Linked DNA regions of Homo sapiens: region 1 is linked to region 2. A link is an interaction called in ENCODE POLR2A ChIA-PET data of the cell type or tissue named here. Cell type or tissue: OCI-LY7. All regions are shown on one strand. Each heading gives the region's core, and the rest is flanking DNA. Links, peaks and the distances in the headings are about the cores only. Region 1 overlaps LY86 (lymphocyte antigen 86). Region 2 overlaps LY86-AS1 (LY86 antisense RNA 1).

What was found. ChIA-PET counts read pairs that join two places held together with the same protein. Peaks named below come from ENCODE experiments on the same cell type or tissue, not always from the same donor. Only the 100,000 strongest peaks of a DNase experiment are listed, where the experiment ranks them.
Region 1: POLR2A ChIA-PET joins it to region 2 with 6 read pairs; 3 of 35 experiments call an interaction of 5 or more read pairs at or near these places.

What each region holds. Positions count from the first base shown.
Region 1 is chr6:6,611,592-6,614,091 of GRCh38, reverse strand. All of the region lies in intron 1 of LY86 (lymphocyte antigen 86), which reads right to left. All of the region lies in intron 1 of LY86-AS1 (LY86 antisense RNA 1), which reads left to right. Among named protein-coding and RNA genes, the nearest start is that of LY86-AS1, 10 kb to the left of the region's middle. In OCI-LY7, for the core only: no CTCF peak of the experiment used is centred there; no DNase peak of the experiment used is centred there.
Region 2 is chr6:6,464,537-6,481,986 of GRCh38, reverse strand. The region is part of intron 3 of LY86-AS1 (LY86 antisense RNA 1); the gene reads left to right. Among named protein-coding and RNA genes, the nearest start is that of LY86, 120 kb to the left of the region's middle. In OCI-LY7, for the core only: no CTCF peak of the experiment used is centred there; a DNase peak (open chromatin) is centred at 7,636; H3K27ac peaks cover 867 bases.

The DNA.
Region 1 (2,500 bases), core at 1-2,500, 140 kb before region 2:
TGGAAAGGCTGCCTGTGTTCCTGAACACGGGAACCAATACAGGCTGTAAATAACAACTTATTCTTTTAGGGAATGTAAGTAGAAGGTTCTAAGGAATAAACTGTATGAAAAATATCTCCATCAGAATTTGAGAATGAGCTAAAAACGTCCCTTCACGATTTCTGAATTCCCCACTCTAGCAACACCTTGCTTCGCTCTTTACACTGCACTGTGGGAGCTGGTTAAGTGTTCGAGGAGTGACTGAAGGAAGGCGGATAAACCATCAGGCAGGGAAAGTAAGGGGCCCTATTGAGAGGTGACAGCATGCTGGCAGCCCTCGCTCGCTCTTGGGGCCTCCTCGGCCTTGGCGCCCACTCTGGCCGCGCTTGAGGAGCCCTTCAGCCCGCCGCTGCACTGTGGGAACCCCTTTCTGGGCTGGCCAAGGCCGGAGCCGGCTCCCTCAGCTTGCGGGGAGATATGAAGGGGGAAGCGCAGGCGGGAACCCGGGCGGCGCGCGGCGCTTGCGGGCCAGAGCGAGTTCCCGGTGGGCGTGGGATCGGCGGGCCCCGCACTCGGAGCGGCCGGCCTGACAGCAAGCCCCGGGCAGTGAGGAGCTTAGCACCTGGGCCAGCAGCTGCTGTGCTCGATTTCTCACCGGGCCTTGGCTGCCTCCCGGCGCGGCAGGGCTCAGGACCTGCAGCCCACCATGCCTGAAGTCTCCTCCCGCTCCCCACTCCCCCGCTGTGAGCTTATGAGCAGGCCAAGCCTCCCCGACGAGCAGCGCCACCCTGCTCCATAGCGCTCCGTCCCCTAGACTGCACAAGGGCTGAGGAGTGCGGGCGCACGGCGCGGGATTGGCAGGCAGCTCCACCTGCGGCCCTAGTGCCGGATCCACTGGGTGAAGCCAGCTGGGCTCCTGAGTCTGGTGGGAACTTGGAGAATCTTTATGTCTAGCTAAGGGATTGTAAACACACCAATCAGCCCCCTGTGTCTAGCTCAGGGTTTGTGAATGCACCAATCCACACTCTGTATCTGGCTACTCTGGTGGGGACTTGGAGAAGCTTTATGTCTAGCCAAGGGATTGTAAATACACCAATCAGCACTCTGTATCTAGCTCAAGGATTGTTAACACACCAATCAGCACCCTGTGTCTAGCTCAGAGTTTGTGAATGCACCAATTGGCACTCTGTATCTAGTTAAGCTGGTGAGGACTTGGAGAACCTTTATGTCTAGCTAAGGGAATGTAAATACACCAATCAGCACTCTGTATCTAGCTCAAGGTTTGTAAACACACCAATCAGCACTCTGTGTCTAGCTCAGGGTTTGTAAATACACCAATCAACACTCTGTATCTAGCTAATCTAGTGGGGAACTGGAGAACTTTTGCATCTAGCTCAGGGATTGTAAACGCGACCAATCAGCACCCTGTCAAAACGGACCAATCAGCTCTCTGTAAGACAGACCAATTGGCTCTCTGTAAAATGGACCAATCAGCAGGATGTGGGAGGGGCCAGATAAGAGAATAAAGTCAGGCTGCAGGCTCCACTAGTGACAACTGGTTGTTTCGTTGCTTTTGTGTGGTTGGTTTGTTCTTTTGCTTTTTGCAGTAAGTGTTTTTGTTGTTTACACTTTGGGTCTGCATTGCTTTTATGAAGTGTAACACTCCCCATGAAGGTTTGCGGTTTCTTTTATGAGGCCAGTGAGACTAGGTACCCACTGGGGGAAAATAAATGATTAACACTCCAAATGTATCACCTTAAGAAGTGTAATGCTTACTGCGAGGGTCTGCAGTTTCACGCCTGAAGTTAGCAAGGCCACTAACCCACGAGAAAGAAACTCAGAACACATCTGAACATCAGAAGGAATAAACTCTGGACACGCCCTCTTGAAGAACTTAACTGTGAGGGTCTGTGGCTTCGTTCTTGAAGTCAGTGAGACCAAGAACCCCCAAATTGTGGACACATCTATCAATCTTAGGAGTTGTTGAGCTGATTTTTGGAAATAATCAGCTTGCTTTTGGATCTTCTCAAATCTTGCTAATACATTGGCTTTTTAACATCTTCAATTTGCTCTCTCCTAATACAAGAGACCACAAAGATTATTTTCATAGTGTTCAGTACTCAGTTAAGGGGGTAGATATCCTTTCAAGTAGATTGCTTGGGACACGTGCTGGAAGTTAAGAGCAGCTGGCAGAACACAGCAGCAGTCTGATTTTTTTCTTATTTTTGGTAGGTGCAGAAAAAATGGAAGGAGAGATGCTAGATTGACAGGAGAGACAAAAGCCCTGCTATTTTATCGGTCCGATTGTTAAAGCTTTTTGAGCCCGTACTGTTTGATAGGCACTGTGCTAGATGTGGGATACAAAGGTGATTTAGTCTTAAGCATAGCCCCTGACTTTCAGGAGAAAGGGGGGACAAACACGACCGGCGCGCAGCGTAGCCACAAGGTGCGGTGAGAGAACAGGGAGGCACCAGTGTGGGTGACAGGAACTGCCACACGGTGGACAGGTAGCAGCGCTTTG
Region 2 (17,450 bases), core at 6,557-9,056:
CCCTGTCACCATGTCCGATGGCTTCCTTGTTTTCTGTCACTATGCTGTCTCCAACATTGCTGTGGGGTGCAATTCAGCCCAGGCAGAAAAGATGAGTTACAAAAGCACCAAACAAAATCAGTTACTGGTATCCCATACTTCCATATGACTGAAGCCCTTCTTCTTGGCCACTTGTCCTAGAGGGCACCTGTAAACAAAGAGCCCAGACATAACTCTTCTCATTGAATGTCTTTCTTTAGCACATTCATGAGGAAATAAACTCCCAAGCCCTTTTCTTCTCTTCTCTTTCATTTGTACGAGTGGAATTGTGATAAAGCATTGTCTTCTGAAAGACTAATTTTCTAATACCAAGTGGAGTGTTGCCCAATGTGCCCTGGTGCTGGTAGTCTCAGAGAGCCCTGTGCTGAGGGCTCATTGCTTTGCTCATTCTCTCGGTAATCAAACTGGTGTGTCAGATGTGACAAGAGCATCCGACATGGAAGAAAGGACAGTAATTGCTTTGCTGAAGGAAAAAAAAAATGGACTTGTCTTTTGTGGATTGCTTGGACTCCTGGAAGCTGTGAAACTGCACCTTCCAGTTCATTTCCCTGGATAATTGATGTTTTCTTCCTTTGAAATAAAGATAAAAATTCTTTATTTTGTTTTCCACTGTGGGAAGATGGGATTCCACCCACAGCACACTTCTTCATCACAGAAGTTAATAGTCATGATTAAGTCTGGGAAATATCCCAATCAAACGTCACATGCCACCAAACAGCAGGAGCTGAAGGCTTTTGGTTACTTTGTTGGCTACTGCTGGCTCTGAATCTCCCTTATGAGCTGATGTGTATCTTGTCAGCAGATTTGGACATTGAGACTTTTCAAAATCCCCTTAAAATAGATGTTTCTAAAACCCAGGAGACTTTTCCATCTGTCTCCTTTGCAGAATTCATGTTGGGGTGGAGGAAATCATGCAGCCTTTTAGAGTCTGAGAATCACCTTGTGAATATTCTCTGTTTAATAACACATAGACTTGACTTTCCCAGTGAATTTATTACCTACTGTTCATTTTTTAAGAAAAATATAATCTTTGGGTTTCTGCTTCATTTGAACTGAAATCATAAAGATGTTACTCTGCACGTATTATATTTCGTAAGAGAATCATTGCTCGAGTAAGACTTCAAAAAATTTCAGAAAATATTTTAACTAATTGAAAATGGAATTTCATTTTGGTTTGGGGCTCAGAGTTTATAAATTTGGAGTGGGTTCTAAAATTAGCCATGAGCTACTCCCAAGCTGGTTTGAGTGGGAAAAATAAATAAATCAAAGAAAAGAAAATGCTGAGATAGCCTCTTGGTTCTCTTCAGAGCTTTCAGAGTATCCTGGTAACTTTCTAGGCCATCAGTGGTCAAAGGCAATTGGTCCCTGTAGTTTCATATGGAACATTTCCTTCCAGAATATACTTTCTTTATAATACTGCAAGACACACTGTCATCATTGGCTTGAGAAGACAGCATACTTGAAAGAACTTTGGCTGAAGAATTAATTTCTTTACCCCTTCCCATAGAATCCTAAGTTTATAAACCCCTGTAGCCCAATTCAGATCTTTAGTTTTACCCACCATTACAATTTGAAAATATTTAGTTTAGTTTCTCTTCAATGAACTCCAAGATCTTGCCAATGTTGGTCTGTTTTAGTTCAATTTTAAGACATATGTAACTGGCGCAGCTAATTTAACCAGACAAATGAAGTGCTTTTCTTAGAATTGAACACACACTCTAACACACGCTCTAAAATCTGAAGATCTTCTCACTTCCATTCAAAGCACAAATAATCAGCCAAGCAAAACGATCCTCTTTAGCCAATTAAGAATCCAAACTCCTGTTATCCAGTAAGTGGAAAGCACACCCTGGGACAGAAGACTGGTGGCACTGTTCTCCGGGTGAGCAATAAAACATTTACCCCGAGTCACCAAGCTGAACTGTGCCTTTCACATCTTGCAAGTCTTGATTATATCGTTTCACTAGTCATGAGCTGCAGTTCCTGAAAATGCTGCCAAGGGGCCTGGCATTGTAGAAATTTGCCCTACCTCTTTGTGGACATGATAGATAGCCACGATCTAATTCTGCGTCACCAAGCTAGTCTGCAGCTAGGCTTTGCTATCTGCAGCCATCTGTCCTGTAGTTCTAGAAGCCCAAAGGGACTCAGGGAGTACTTCTACATGGAGTGGCTATAACTTTAGCCGTCCTGGAAAAATGGGTAGATTCAGACTCTGTGCACATGCAGGCAGTGTACTTTATTTCTCCTCTCAGGAGAAATAAAGGTTCCCAGGTCTCTGTGCTCTAGGAATGCTCTGAATTTTAGAGCACAGTTTAGTCATTTTCTCCTCTGGGATCTTTTTGCTTCCAACTTGTGTAAAAAGTAAAGTAGAGGTTCCTCTTCAAAGACTTTCCTCCCCATCTAATTAGGAAGAAATAGTAACTTCTCTTAGAAGCAAAATTTATTCAAAGACCTGTGCTAACATTCTTAAATATCTGCTAGCCATAATAAAGCAATCAATGTACTTTATGTTCTTAGCTCCCACAATTTAGCCTAAATATCTGCCCTGGTATGCTTATACTGGCCCAAGCAAGCATTAGGTCATAGCCCTTTTCTCTTCCTTATTTGAAGGTGTTTTTACCTTTCTCAGCATTCCACAAGTTACTTCCTCCTTCCTTTGTTCTCCTCTGCCTTTGCCTCTTTAAAAAAGTTCTAAGTTGCTAGCCATTCGGGACAAATACAGAATGTGAGGTCCCGTTCCAGCCAGTGGAAACCGGACACAGCAGTAGGGTGGACGCTTCAGTTTATAAATGACCCTGTCTCCTTTGTTCGTTGTACTCTCCTGGCAAAACTGCTGGTGAGTGTACCCTTTCTGCAGAAAGTATAAAAATGGCCTTGCTGAGGAAATTCAATCTATGTTCAAGTGCTATTTCTTTACAGCACCGGGGAACAAGCATTTCAAACACTCGGATTCAGTACAGCTCCCCAACCCCATCAACTAATGTGCATATTGTAATTGTTGGTTTATGTCTGCCTCTCTCAGTAGAATGTATTCTCAGTGTCTTGAGCTCCTGCTTCAGTGCTTCACACATAATTTTGCTGAATGAATTATTGTGAGCTGGACAGATGGCCATGCCATGAAGTGTGGGTCTCAGCAAACTTTTGCCTCATGAAATTAGCCCTTTCTTGACAGTGGGATGCCACGCTGCTTGTCCATGAAGGCTGGCTTATGTATATTCTCCACTGAGCCCTGAAACACTGATGCCCTTGAGCAGAAGCACAGAGAGTCCGTTCTGGAGAACGGCCACAGCCTGAAGTCCTAGGGACAGTCTAGTTAGCTCCTGCTCTTTGGTGGCTAACTTTGCACCATCAGTTCAAGGGCAGAGAAGCATCTTCCCCTGTGTGGCAATGGGGACCGAGTGGGCCCCTGTTCTCTGGGTCATTAGGAGAGTGTGAGTATGCATGTGACTAAGGACATTCCTTTTTCAGCTAGCCAGCCCTGGAAGTCAGAAGATGTGTCGATGAAAAGAGTTAAATTCTGTACAATATTTGAAGAGATTTATTCTGAGCCAAATACGAATGACTATGGTCTGTGACACAGCCCTCAGGAGGTCCTGAGAACATGTGCCCAAGGTAGTCAGAGTGCAGCTTGGTTTTATAGATTTTAGGGAGGCATGAGACATCAATCAAATACATTAAGGAATACATTGTTTTTTTTCCAGAAAGGCGGGACAGTTTGATATGGTGGGGGCTTCCAGGCTATAGGTAAATTTAAACATTTGCTGGTTGACAAATGGTCGAGTTTGTCTAAAGACCTGGGATTGATAGAAATGAAATTTTCAGGTTAAGATAAAAGACTTGGAGACCAAGGTGCCTTTGAAGCCTTATAGTGGCTGCCCTTAGAGACAATAGATGGCAAATGTTGCCTATTCAGATCTTTAAAAGGTGCTAGACTCTTAGGTCTAATCTCTTTAGGATTGGGAGGGCCTGGAAGAAAAAGATCTAGCTATATTAATAGAGATTCTTTACATATGCAAATTTTCCCCCACAGAGGATGGCTTGCGGGGCCATTTCAAGATATGGCAAAGAAATATGTTTTGGGGAAAATATTTTGGTTTCCTTCCTTGTCTCATAATGTTATACCAGAGTCAGGTTGGAAAATAAGTCATGATATATAGGGTTAAATAAAACCTATCTGATGAGAATTTATGGTTTGTAGAGCATGACACCCCAGACTCCTTAGATAGGAATTTGGGCAAGATAAAAGAAATCAGAGCTTAGTCCTCAGGGGGAAATATTTGTTTTGCACATGGTAATAAGTTTCAGAGTGGCCGTGCTAAGGCAATCTGACTCGTCCAAATTGTGACCCCTGTGTCCTAACTCAGAGCCACAAAACCATCCTGATTGCTAACAGACGCCATGTGGTTATAAACAGATAGAAGTCTTTCTATGTAAGGAAATGGGAAGTCGGGGGTTGTATTACAAAGGTTTGAATGTAGACAAAAACTTTTCTGATTCCCTGAACTGGAGGGCAGTTTGTCCTTTAAAGCAACTAGGTTCTCATTTCAGCCTTTGCTCAGAGGAAAAGTTACTTTTTTGGGTATTGATTTAGGTCAGTTTAATTTCTATTTGTTTGACCCACAGCTTAGATTTATTTTTCTTCTTTTGGGATTCCGTCATTTATAGCTGAAGAGGTAAAGCTTAATCTACAGCCTTGCAAAGTGAAGTCAATGATACCAAGTCTCAAGATTCCTAGTGGGATTGTCTCAGAAACCAAGAAGGAAGGGGCTTCAAACTTTTCCATTAGAAAGACATTTTCTATTGAAACCATTTATTTAATCTCTCTATGCCTCCACTTCTCCATTAATTTGTTTATGCTGTGCACTTATTTAGCTCAGCTGCCTATTTATTCAACAGATATTTGCATAGCATATATCAATGTCAAAACCAGAATTTAGCAGATTGAAAAACAAGACAAATCAATGGTCTCAGAATTTAATAACAAATGCTAGAGCTTCCAGAAGAGAGCATCTCCCATGGCCTGTCTTGGATTTTAGATCTCTGACGTAAAGGCCAGGGCTAGAATTGACTACCCCTCCCCTTATCCCCTCAGTCCTTCTGTAAGAATACTGCTTCTGCTTTACATTTTCCATATTCATAATTTCTTTTCTAATTACAAAAGTAATATGTTTATTATGGAAATTGAAAAATCCAAAAAGGTTTTAAAAAAGGAGAAAGAAAAAAATTATTCTAAAAGAGTTGCTGTGAGCATGTTAATGTAATTTCTCTCTTTTCTGTTGTTTAAAAATCTAGTCAAGAATATTTTACATAGACCACCTTATTTTCCAGTTTTCACCTAATGTTATAACATAAGCATTTCCTTTTGTTACTCTAAACTATCTATATTATTTTAATGGAGATACATTCTTCATTCTATAGGTATAACCTTATTCACTTAAGTAATCTTTTGTTTGAGAGTATCTTTTCCCTTAGTTTTGTAAGCTTTTTTCTTATAAACAATACTGCTATAGTGTTTTTGTGGATGGAAGCTTTATACAATTCAGATTTTTTTTTTTCGAAGGAAAACTCCCCAGAGTATAATTACTGGATAAAACATGAATGGATGTTTTCAAGACTATTGACATGGATTGTCAAATTACTTTCCAAAAGGGTTTTGCCATCTGCATTTCTTCTCCTGTGTCAGGATGTCTAGTTTAGCTGTGTCCATCGTTAAGGAGGTAGGATGCATAGTTAAGAACCTAGGCTCAGAACCGGATTGCTCAACTGAAGTGCTTGGTCTGCCACTTACTCTGTGATCTCGGACACTTTACTTAATCTCTCTATGTCTCTGTTCTCCCTTTGAAGAATGAAGACAAAAATAGTACTTCCTCATAGTGAGAATAAAATGAATTAATATATGCGAAGAGATTAGAATTTGCCTGGCATGTGGTATGTGCTATTTTAATATTAGCTATTATTACCCCATCTACTATCATGGATAAGACTTAGGCAAAAGATAACCGATGAAAATCTAACAGTGTCCTACATCAGGGTGTGGTGACTTGAGTAGTGTCCCCCAAATTTCATGTCTACTCTGAAACCTCAGAATGTGACCTTAGTGGAAATAGAGACTTTGCATATGTCATCAAATGAAGAGGCAGTCATACTGGGTCAGGGTGGACCCGAATCCAATGGCTGGTATCCCTACAGGAAGAGGAGGGAACACACAGAGACAGAGGAGAAGGCCCTATGAAGATGGAGGCAGAGACTGCAGTTATGTTTCCACAGCCTGAGGAACGCCTGTGGCCACCAGCAGCTGGAGGAGGCAAGGAAGGATTCTTAGAGCCTTCAGTGGAAGTATGTATGGGCCCACTGCACCTTGATTTCTGACCTCTAGTCTCCAGGCCTGTAAGAGAATAAATTTCTGTTGTTTAAAGGCATCACATTTGCATAATTTGTTATGGCAGTCCTAGAACAGTGATACACAGGGTAGATCCAAAGGTGCCATCAATAGGGAATATACACAGTTATTTACATGAAATTGGCATATCATCGCTGTGAAAGGAAAATAATTGGGGACCCCAAATCACTAAGCCAAAGGGAAAAGTCAAGCTGGGAACTGGCAAACCTGCCTCCCATTCTATTCCTACGTAAGGTTGCTACAAAAATAAAAAAAGCTACACACCTCTCTCACAATTTGCCCACAAGGAAATTCCTTGTGGACTAAAGGACAAAAGACAGAACTCAAAGTCATTCCCTTGCTCACATGAGACAAATGCACACAATTAAAGAATGCCACTGTTTGTTTCTTTTCTACCTGTGACCTGAAGCCCCCTCCCCACTTTGAGTTGTCCTGACTTTCCAGACCAAACTAATGTACATCTTACATATATTGATTGATGTCTCATGTCTCCCTAAAATGTATCAAATCAAGCTTTGTGCCGACCACTTTGCCTACGTGTCCTCAGGACGTCCTGAGGCTATGCCACGGGCGTGTCCTTAATCTTGTCAAAATAAACTTTCTAAGTTGACTGAGACCTGTTTCAGATATTTTGGGTTCACATAGCCAAGCAGAATTGACATCATTTGAGGTCACTAGGGATTCTAAACAGAGTTGCAGGCCAGCGTCTCAGGGTGATCTTCCTCGGTGACATCAGCGAGCTGACTGACCCAGGCCACCTGTTGTTCTGTGCGCCTCATCCACCCCCTCTGCTGGCCCTGGCCAGGTTCCCAAGAGCTTCTGGATGGATCTTTGTTCTAATTGGCCATTGATAACATGGGCTCATTTCCGCATCCCCTCTGTGCTAGACTGTAATGATGATTGATGCAGGTAGCAAATGGCCTAGAGTCGCCCTCACAGCCTTATTATTGCAGATACAATTACCACCAGGCTGAGCTTGCTGCTATAGTAGCTGATAATGGACTCTAATTTGCCAGTGGGGCTTGTGTTCCTTTGTTCCCAGACAGAGATCCATTTCTAAACTAGAGAGTAATTCATAAATATTTTTCTCTCCCGTCATGAGGGAAGGCCAGATTTAATTGCACAATGAAAGGCAATTCTACCCAGAAGCCACGGCAGGAGGCTGTGCTCTGCTAGGGCACGGCTCACTGATCCAGGCTGTTCATTTTGCAGAAAAGCCCTCTGAGGCCCACAGAGGTAATGTGACTTGTCCAAGGTCACACAGTGAATTAGCTAGATCTGTATGCTCTGCCACTGCCTCTCTCGCTCCTTGCGCTGGAGAGTAAAGTAGCAAAGGACCAGGTGTTTGCTCTAAGCAGCCCTTTGGACTTGAGCCACTTTGACCTCTGCTTATTTGTAATAATGATAGGAATTATTTTTCTTTAAAATAGTATACTTGTTGTTTCTATTTTGTAATAGTCAGAAGCTCATAGATGAGAATTTGGAAAATATAGAAAAATTTAAGAAAAACCATGAAGAGATGACTTCAAGTTAGCATGTTTCATTCACTTACAATTATTTTATGTATATGTAAACATTTTTAATTTTTATTTTGGATAAAATTGAGGTTATATATACAGTTTTATATTCTGTGTTTTTCCATTTATTGCAGTTTAGTTATTTTCTCACATCAAGTGCCATGCTGTATCTTCAAAAATATGTTTGTATAATATTATACAGATGATGAAGTTATTTAAACATTTTTGCTATTGTCATTTAAGTGGTTTTGTAATTTTGCAATTATAAATAACGCTGTTGTGTTATTTATGCATACATATTTATGATTGTCTCTGATTATTTCTTTATAATAAATACAAGTAGAAGTTGGGGTCAAAAGCCGGGCGCGGTGGCTCACGCCTGTAATCCCAGCACTTTGGGAGGCCAAGGTGGGTGGATCACGAGGTCAGGAGATCGAGATCATCCTGGCTAACATGGTGAAACCCCGTCTCTACTAAATATATAAAAATATTAGCTGGGTGTGGTGGCGGGTGCCTGTAGTCCCAGCTACTCAGGAGGCTGAGGCAGGAGAAGGGCATGAACCCAGGAGGCAGAGGTTGCAGTGAGCCGAGATCACGCCACTGTGCTCCAGCCTGGGTGACAGAGTGAGACTCCATCTCAAAAAAAAAAAAAAAAAGAAGTTGGGGTTAAAGAGTGTGAATTTTCAAAGAGTCCTAAATAATACATATTGCTAAGTTACATGGCTTCATATCAGAGCAAAAATTGAATGTTGGACTTACAATCAGAAAAACTGGGCTTGAATCTCAAGTTTACACTTATTAGCTGTATGACCACAAGCAAATTCCTTTCTTTCCTTGACCTGATGTGTAAAAGAAGAACAATAACTACCTTATCAGGTTATTATGAAAATATCAGGTTGGTGCAGAAGTAATTGAAAAGTAATTGCGGTTTTTGCCATTGAAATTAATGGCAAAAACCACAATTACTTTTGCACCAATCTAATAAAAGGAAATAAATATTAAAATGCTTACACAATGACTAACACTTAGCAGACACTCAACAAATATTTATTGGTTTTGTTTTGAGCTTTTGCCATCAGTGAAAAAGAAGCCAAGCACTGGAATCTTCTAGGAAAAGGTCAGGGATTTTCATTTTCCAAACAAGTGACTGTTGGTGTGAGGAGGATACAGTAAGATTCTTCTGTCTGCCAGCATGTAGGTCAGTTCAATGGGATACCCAGGTAAAAGCTATTCTCAGTTGCTAATGTAATAATGAAAACAAATGCCAGGATTATAACAGCTCAAAGGACAGTCTCATCTGGCATTTTGATGAGGCCAATCTCTTCCTATGGAGACGATTGGGAAGTCAAACTGCCTTCAGAAAGTTAGGATTTACCTAATGCAATGGGCAAATGCAGTCAAGTTTGATGTGGCCATAAGCTCTTCTTGGAGGAGGAAGAGGAGAGAATGGTTGTATATGAGACCAAGAAAATGAAGCTCTAACTGTGCATCCTTCCCTGAATTCTCGGGTTCCCAAAAGCAAACAAGGAAGTGGGGCAGAGAAAACCTGGAGGAAGTAAGCTAAAACCAATCAAACGTGGGCCTTGAATCAGCAGGACTTGGGTGCAAATCCAATCTCTGACCCTCCCTAGCTATGTGACTTTGGGCAAGCCACTAGACCTTGACCTCCCCTGGTTAGTTTCCTGCTCTGTTAAAGGATGCTGATGCAGGCTACTCAGCAAGGTTTTTAATTAGGCTAAAAGGAAGTGAGTATGAGACAGAAAGTGGCCAATACATGGTAAGCAGTATTACTATTATTTATGTAACATTGGTTAATCCTTTTTATTTTATTATTTTTATTTTTTAAGATGAAGTCTCACTGTGATGCTCAAGCTGGAGTGCAGTGGTGCGACCTCAGCTCTCTGCAACCTCCAGCTCCTGGGTCCAAGCGATTCTCCTGCCTCAGGCTCCTGAGGAACTGGGACTACAGGCACGCACCACCATGTCTGGCTAATTTTGTATTTTTAGTAGAGATGGGGTTTCACTATGTTGGCCAGGCTGGTCTTGAACTCCTGACCTTGTGATCTACCCACCTCGGCCTCCCAAAGTGCTGGGATTACAGGCATGAGCCACTGCGCCTGGACAACACTGGTTAATCTACTACCTTATTTTCATATTTTCATAATAAAATGGGAACAATAAAAATAATTTTTCCATGTCTCGATGTTATGGAGATTGTTGACAAAATGATGTGAGAGTATCACGTCATCTGTGCAGTGCTACAAACAAGTTGAGATTGGAAGGGAAGGGGCTCACCCCTGAGCATAGGGTAACAAAGGGTAGCAGCTGCTAGAGGGTCTGGGACCTGGGGCTTCCTCTTGTGACTCCCGCATTGCCTTAGGTCTGCAGGTTGCTCACCACTTCCTTAGGCATTGCCCTCCAGTCATTGCTTACTGAGTGCCAAGATTATTCAGATGTTTAGTGTGACAAAATCATGCATGTCAGGATTTAAGCACATCCTACAGAGACAGTTTGGGATAATCAACACTTGTTTCCCAACAAGGCCTGTGGCTCCTGTGGTCTACTTCCAAGGCGAAGGCCTAATCATAGCAGTCAGGGAGCTATGTGGAGAAGGACGAGTGGGTGGTGCTTCCACCAACAGGCTCTGAACCTCCAACACCAGAATGGCCTCCTTCTGGCATTTTGCTGGTTACAGATCCATCTGAGAGGGTCTAAAATGTCAGGCCTACTCCCACCCACCTGACACAATGCATCCCTTCTCTCAAAAGTTCACTCTCTGCAGTCATCATCAGGTATGTATCAGATTGTGGCCAGGGCAGGTAATCTTTGTGAAGCCAAATGCCATTGGTGACATGATTTTGAGCCACTTAAATTCAATACAATGAAAGATTTTCATGAAACTGTGGCGTTAGGCAGGATTCCCGACAGAAAGGTCAGTACTCTTAAAGTCTTTTTGTGCCTTTGACTTACATTTAAGTTCTATATAATAATCAAACCTAACCCAAATGCATTATTATTTGTAGTAGAAATTAGGAATCCTGCATGCATTTTAGACTTTTCATCCTGTGACCCACAATTTCAAAAGATGCCAACAAAAGATGATTTCACCAAAGTTATTGTTGATTTGGGAGAACACAAGGGGAGGTGTAAATGATATTTCACAAGCTCTTCTTTGATGACTCTATTGGTTACAGAGAGAGATGTGAGTGGATAGACCCATCATTCAGTAAATATTTAATGAGAGCCTGCCATATGGGTACTGCTTGCTGGTGGCCAGAGCCCCCTGGGAGTGGGAATAGAGAGGAGGGAATGCATGACAATGAGTGGTTATGAGAAATTAGATCTGAAGGCTTGGCCCCCAAGGAATGAGGAAGAAGAAGCCTTAGGTTACTTCTAGGTTTTAGCTTGAGCGACTGACTAGGCAACTAGAGGTGATGCCCCCAGGAGAAGAAAATGCAGAAAGAAGAGTGGCTTTGCAGGGGTGATTGAAGGGGCCTGTAAGGAATCATCCAGTCTTGATGACTGAGTCCTTTCCCCCGGGAGGCAAGGCATGGAGACAGGTGCATCCACAATAGTGTACATTTTCTCCAAAATTATAGAGAAGGAAACTAGTCGTCAGAAAAGAGACATTATGTACTTCAGCAATGCCAGGGATCAAATATGAGAAAAGACCTCTCATTGACTCATCCATCTGAGTGACAAAATAGAGAACAGAAACCAGGGTATGGAGTATGTATCAGTTAGCTATGGCTGCATAGCAAATCACCCTAAAACTCAGTGAGTTAGAACATCAGCCATTTCTTCTCATGAATCCATGGGTCAGCTGATCCATGATTTCCACTCATGAGAACTGGTCTTGGCTGATCTTGGCTGATCTTGGCTGGACTTGTTGCATGTGTGATTAGCAGGCTGGTTGTTTGGAGCTAGCTGTTCTGGGATGGCTTCAGCTGGGATAACTCAGCTCTGATCACTGTTATCTCCCGTCCTCCAGAAGCTTGTTCTCACAACAGATTTGGGGTTGCAAGAGGGAGCAGAGGCGTGCAAGACCTCTTGAGGCTTGGGCTTGCACCTGGTATGCTGTCATTTCTGCTGCAGAGTAAGTCACAAAGGCCGGCCCAGATTCAAGGGGTAGGGGAGTAAACTCCACCCCTTGATGGGAGGAGCTACAGAGCTACATTACAACAATGTGAATACAGGGAAAGACAGAGAATTGGGACCATTTTTTGGAAACAATCAACCTCCTATGAGGTCCTGAGACCAGGAAAGCTGAGGAGAGCAGAGGCTGAGCAGATGGAATATTGGCACTCAGACTGGCCTTGTGCAAGGTTCAGTGCAGTATGAGGGGCATGAACCAGGTTCATTTAAAGGGAATGGAACCCATTGGCCACCTAGGTGGAAGTGACACAATGTGGAGGTTAAGCTGGCATGATGTTAGAACAAACTCCTGTCTCCTTTTGCCCTCCAAACACTTGTGGGGACACATTGATTTAGTCAAAATGAGTCTCATTCAAAGCCAGGCAACACCTCAGTGTTGTGATTCTGTGAACAAGTTTTGAGCCTTTTCTTGCAAGAGTTTGTGAGTACAGAATAAGAGGGTGATCGGCCATTGCAACAGAGCCTGGAGGTAAAGCCTCACCTCTATCCCTGTTTTGGCAGGAAGCTCATGTTTCTTATGTGGAGCCAATCGAAGCATCATATGCTGTTTGGCATCTGCACACTGACCGGCTGAACGTGAATCAGCAATGTTGTGCAACTTTCAGAAAAACCAAGGAGTGTCCAGGGGAGAACTAACAGGAACGAAGAATTTAGCAGCCCAAGAGAGATTCTCGTGATTTCCAAATTAGCCAAAACTCACCAGAATGTTCAATTGCCCTCTGGCCATCACGTAACCATGTCGTAAGAAGTATACAGGGCCCAGGAAATGAAGGTGGGGATGCAGTCAGAGGAAAAAAGGCTCACAAGGAAAAAGCCAAGGATTTGAACAACTAGACTAAAAGAAGAAAGCACTGAAGAGAGACTAACATGATTTTTGGTATAAAAACGGCATTCATGGTGATAAAACAGGCCCCATCTCCATTGAGGAAAATAAGAGGAGGTGAGGAAGATGAAGCCACAGCACAGAATATTAAGGTTAGATTTAAAGGAAGAACTGTGACTGTTCTTAGGTGTTACAGAATTAGCTCTTTAGGAGAAGGAAATAGGTTGAGTACTTGAATAAGTGCAGTATGTCCATATTGATGCTTGATATGAAGGTTACCTGCAGAGCTACTGCATAAATGACTGTGAAACTTCCTTCATGAGGGTCTTTAAAATGAGATAACTGCTCTGAGGTAAGAGACTGAGGGTAAGATTAACTACCTGCTTGCATTAGTTTCGAGTCCTTAAAAATTGAATATCCACACGTGTTTGTGGGCCCCTGTGGTTTTTTAAACTGTTGTGTTTCATGTCTTTGCTAATCATTTCTAGTTTTAATAGTAAGGATTTCCTCTGTCTTGAATGCCAGGAAACAAGTTATTTCCATCCTGGTATTCATTGGATATTTGTAAGATCTTTATTCTTTTGAGGGGTCAGGCAGAGGATGGGCACCCAAGCGTGAACCTGAGAACTTTGCACGTGGGTTTTTCTGGAGCTCCTCACTGTAACGTGGCATTGTCCCCAAGGCCAGCTCCTCTTCCATGTGATTTTGCTACTCACACATGCAGCAATTACCATGTGGCATTAGCTGACCTTGCCGGGCACAGTGTTATTATTGTCATTATTTTTTCTTTTTTGAGACAGAGTCTTGCTCTGTCGCCCAGGCTGGAGTGCAGTGGCGCGATCTCGGCTCACTGCAAGCTCTGCCTCCCGGGTTCACGCCATTCTTCTGCCTCAGCCTCCCGAGTAGCCGGGGCTACAGGTGCCGGCCACCACACCACACTAATTTTTTGTATTTTTAGTAGAGACGGGGTTTCACCGTGTTTGCCAGGATGGTCTCCATCTCCTGACCTCGTGATCTGCCCTCCTCGGCCTCCCAAAGTGCTGGGATTACAGGCGTGAGCCACCGCGCCCTGCCCGGGCGCAGTGTTATTTGGGGCTGTTGACCTGAAGTAGGTCTGACTGAGATGCTTTGAGTTACAAGCACTGGAAGCAAATTCTGACGTAAGCAGGAAAGATGGTTCCATTTACTCATTTATAAAACAGACTGGGGTCCATGCTTGATAGAGAGAGGGGGAGAAACTTGCAGGCCAGTGAGAAAACTGGGAAAGGGTGGTGCTCCCACAGTTAACAACAAGCACATGGGTGTCAAGTACGAGACTACAGACAAGTGATAGGCAGTGTGAGGCTGGGGATGAATCAGCTCAATAGAGGCAAAGGCAATCAAATGTCAACTACCACCCTGTGAGCCGCGTGGGCAAAGGAGTCCTGATATTAAGGAGGCTAGGAACAAGCTGCTTGGTGTTTTAAGGTGAGGCGGAGAAACGCAGGTGCCTGTGGGCAGGGCCTGGATGACGACATTGCTTGGGTGTCTGAAGTGGGTGATTCATCAGGGAGCCACAGCTGTTTACAGCTGACCCATGTGTTAAATATTCATCGCCCAGAGAAGGGAAATGTGTTCCAGTGCCCCCAAGCAAAGCTGAGGCTTTTCTGTTTGATTAGAAGATAAGTAAAAAAATAAGATGACACATTTTCTCTTTCTCCTAAGTTCCCAGGGACTTTCAGTAAGTTGAGGTTACTTGCAGGGTTTGAATAAGGAAAAAAAAAATCTGTTTATTTGACATCACCTTTTTCAAAGTGTGTGTGTAGGAGGATGTGGAGGTGGGAACAAGGCAGGAGTCATTCATTTCTGATACAAAAGAACTGGGCTAACTTCCCAGAGCGCTGTGGTCTGGCTTGACTCTCTGGTACTTACGTAGAAGCACCTATGGAGGTGATTGAGCCATCTGATGACTGGTCTCAATGGAAGGTCCACAGGGGATGTTATGTTTATTAGTAGATGACAGATGGAATACCATTATAAGTGACCATAAAATATAGTCAAGAGCGGATGGTTGCCGCTCTTGGGGTTGATCTGAGAAATATCGAGGAAAGCCTACATTCTATACCTGAAATATTTGTCACTGATGAACTTTTCCATTTAGACTAATTTTTCAGATGCTTTACAATAATTTTTCAGTGATAGGCTGGGCATGGTGGCTCATGCCTGTAATCACAGCACTTTGGGAGGCTGAGGCCAGAAGATTGTTTGAGCCTAGGAGTTCTAGACCAGTCTGGGCAACATAGTGAGACCTTGTCTCTACAAAAAATAAAAACAAATATACAGCCAGTCACGTTGGCACACGCCTGTAGTCCCAACTACTCAGGTGGACTAAGGGGAGGGTTGATTGAGGCAGGAAGGTTGAGGCTGCAGTGAGCTGTGATCGCACCACTGCACTCCAGAGCCTGGGTGACAGAGTGGGACCCTGTCTAAAATAATAATAGTAATGATAATTAGTCAGTGATGATATATAATATGTATGTATGACTTTGAAGTATATATATATTCCTTTGAGTTAGACATTGTTGTCTCCAAATGATCTAAGAAAGCTTAAGTTACTGGCTTGGAGTCATGTAGATGAGGAATTGCAGAGGTGTTGTTTTTAATGGAGACATTCCTAATTCTAAGTTCTCTTATATTTATCTTACACCCTAGCCAAGAAGAAATTTACAAGAGGCAAGGTAAGGATTCTAAATCAGCAGGTGTCGGAGAGCAAAGTTCCCAAGAAGTAGAGGTGGCAAGACCCAAAGACAGACTTAGCCTCTTTAGCTATTTTTGCCTCCCTCCAAGCTTTGCACAGTGGGCTGGGGACACACCTCTGTGGCCTGGAAGAGGAGGTTTTTGAGGGTTCATCCATTGTACAATTTTATTAAACATCTACTTTGTACCAATCCCTGTTCTCATCACTGAGGACAGATTGAGGAGTAAGACACAAAATTTCTTCCCTCGTAAAGCTTTGGTTTCGGGTAGGGAGGTAAGGGTCACCCAGCCTTATGGCTTAACTTCTTGTGGCTAACTTCGAGCATCAGTGCCTTCTTTACTAAATTGTCAAGACTGAACAGTAAAGTCGTTACAAGGATGGGTTGGAATCCCCACTTTTCCACTCAATTTTCTTTGTGATAAAAGGTGACATAAAAATAACTAATTTGTCAGGAGAATTAAATAGGATAATGTAGGTAATGTGTTCATCACAGTGCCTGACATGCAGCGAGTGCATACCTATTGCTGTCATCATAATCACTTTAATATAGGATGCCAAAACCAGTAGCAGCAGGTTTCCCCCAGCAAATGGAGTTGAATTCAGTTGCCAAATTGTCCAAAACAAAGACCAACAGAGAATACCCTTCCTGGTATGGGATTACTTCAGGCTGCATGGGAGACAGACAGGGCTCTATCACATTCTCACCTCATTAGATGTGGCAGAGGAAGCAAAGTGCTCCAGAGTGACCCTGGAGCTGAGTCCTTGCAATTTTCTGGAAGCTCTTGTTAGAACGCATATGACATGCCCACCAGCATACCGGCTCTTGGAGGTTATGAAGCTGTGAAGTATCTCCTAATTATTTCTTTCAAATAAATGTGACCTATTTCCTTTTTTCCAAGAATACATTAACTATAGTCATCATGTTATACAATAGATCTCTTGAACTCATTCCTCCTGGGTAACTGAAATTTTGTATCCTTCAACCAACATCTCCCCAATCCTAAATATGCCCTATTTCTACTGTGGCAAAGTAAGGAAAATTGTCCGGTGAATGCCTGGAAGATCAATGGCCAGGCAGTGGGTTCACCAGGGTCAAGAGCCCCCTGTTCTCCAGTGGCAGGTCTTGTGCCCAAACTCAGCTTCCCGAGGACTGTGCCCCTTCCCTGCCCATGCAGCAGCTGAATCCAGCATCTTACAAGGTCTCCGGGTACAAATGTGAATGTTCTCTGACAGCTTTGCCTACAGCTGAAACATATAGGCAGATGGCAGGTGCTAACATTTCATCTAATCATTCCTCACAACCAAGGCTGTTTTTGACTCTCAATCTAAGAAGACAGGAAGGCAATGCCCCTTCCCCAGAGCACAGACGTGCAGTGTGTCTGCTCAAATACAGCTCTTCCTGCGATGATGACAGGATGGGTACTATGGTACTATGTGTCTCTTCTTGCCGATCTTGGCATCTAATTCCTCCTTTCACAAAGCCTGTTCTTTCACCTTTATCATACATCCTGGTGGGTATCTGCTTTTGCTCATTACTCTATTACTTCTCACTAGAGAGAATGTGTTCAAATGAGAGTCAAAGTGGCTACTAAAAAACATCTATGTGAACGTGGAATAAGAATCTATTTAAATAAATTCCCCAACATTCTTCATTCAGCAGCTCCTGATAACACACGGTTGAAAATAGTTTTCAGATAAATATAGGAAAGTAGTAAATTCAAGTAAAGAATGTAAAACTACTCCAGTCCTACTTTCCAGCTTAAATAAAAGCAGCGTTAC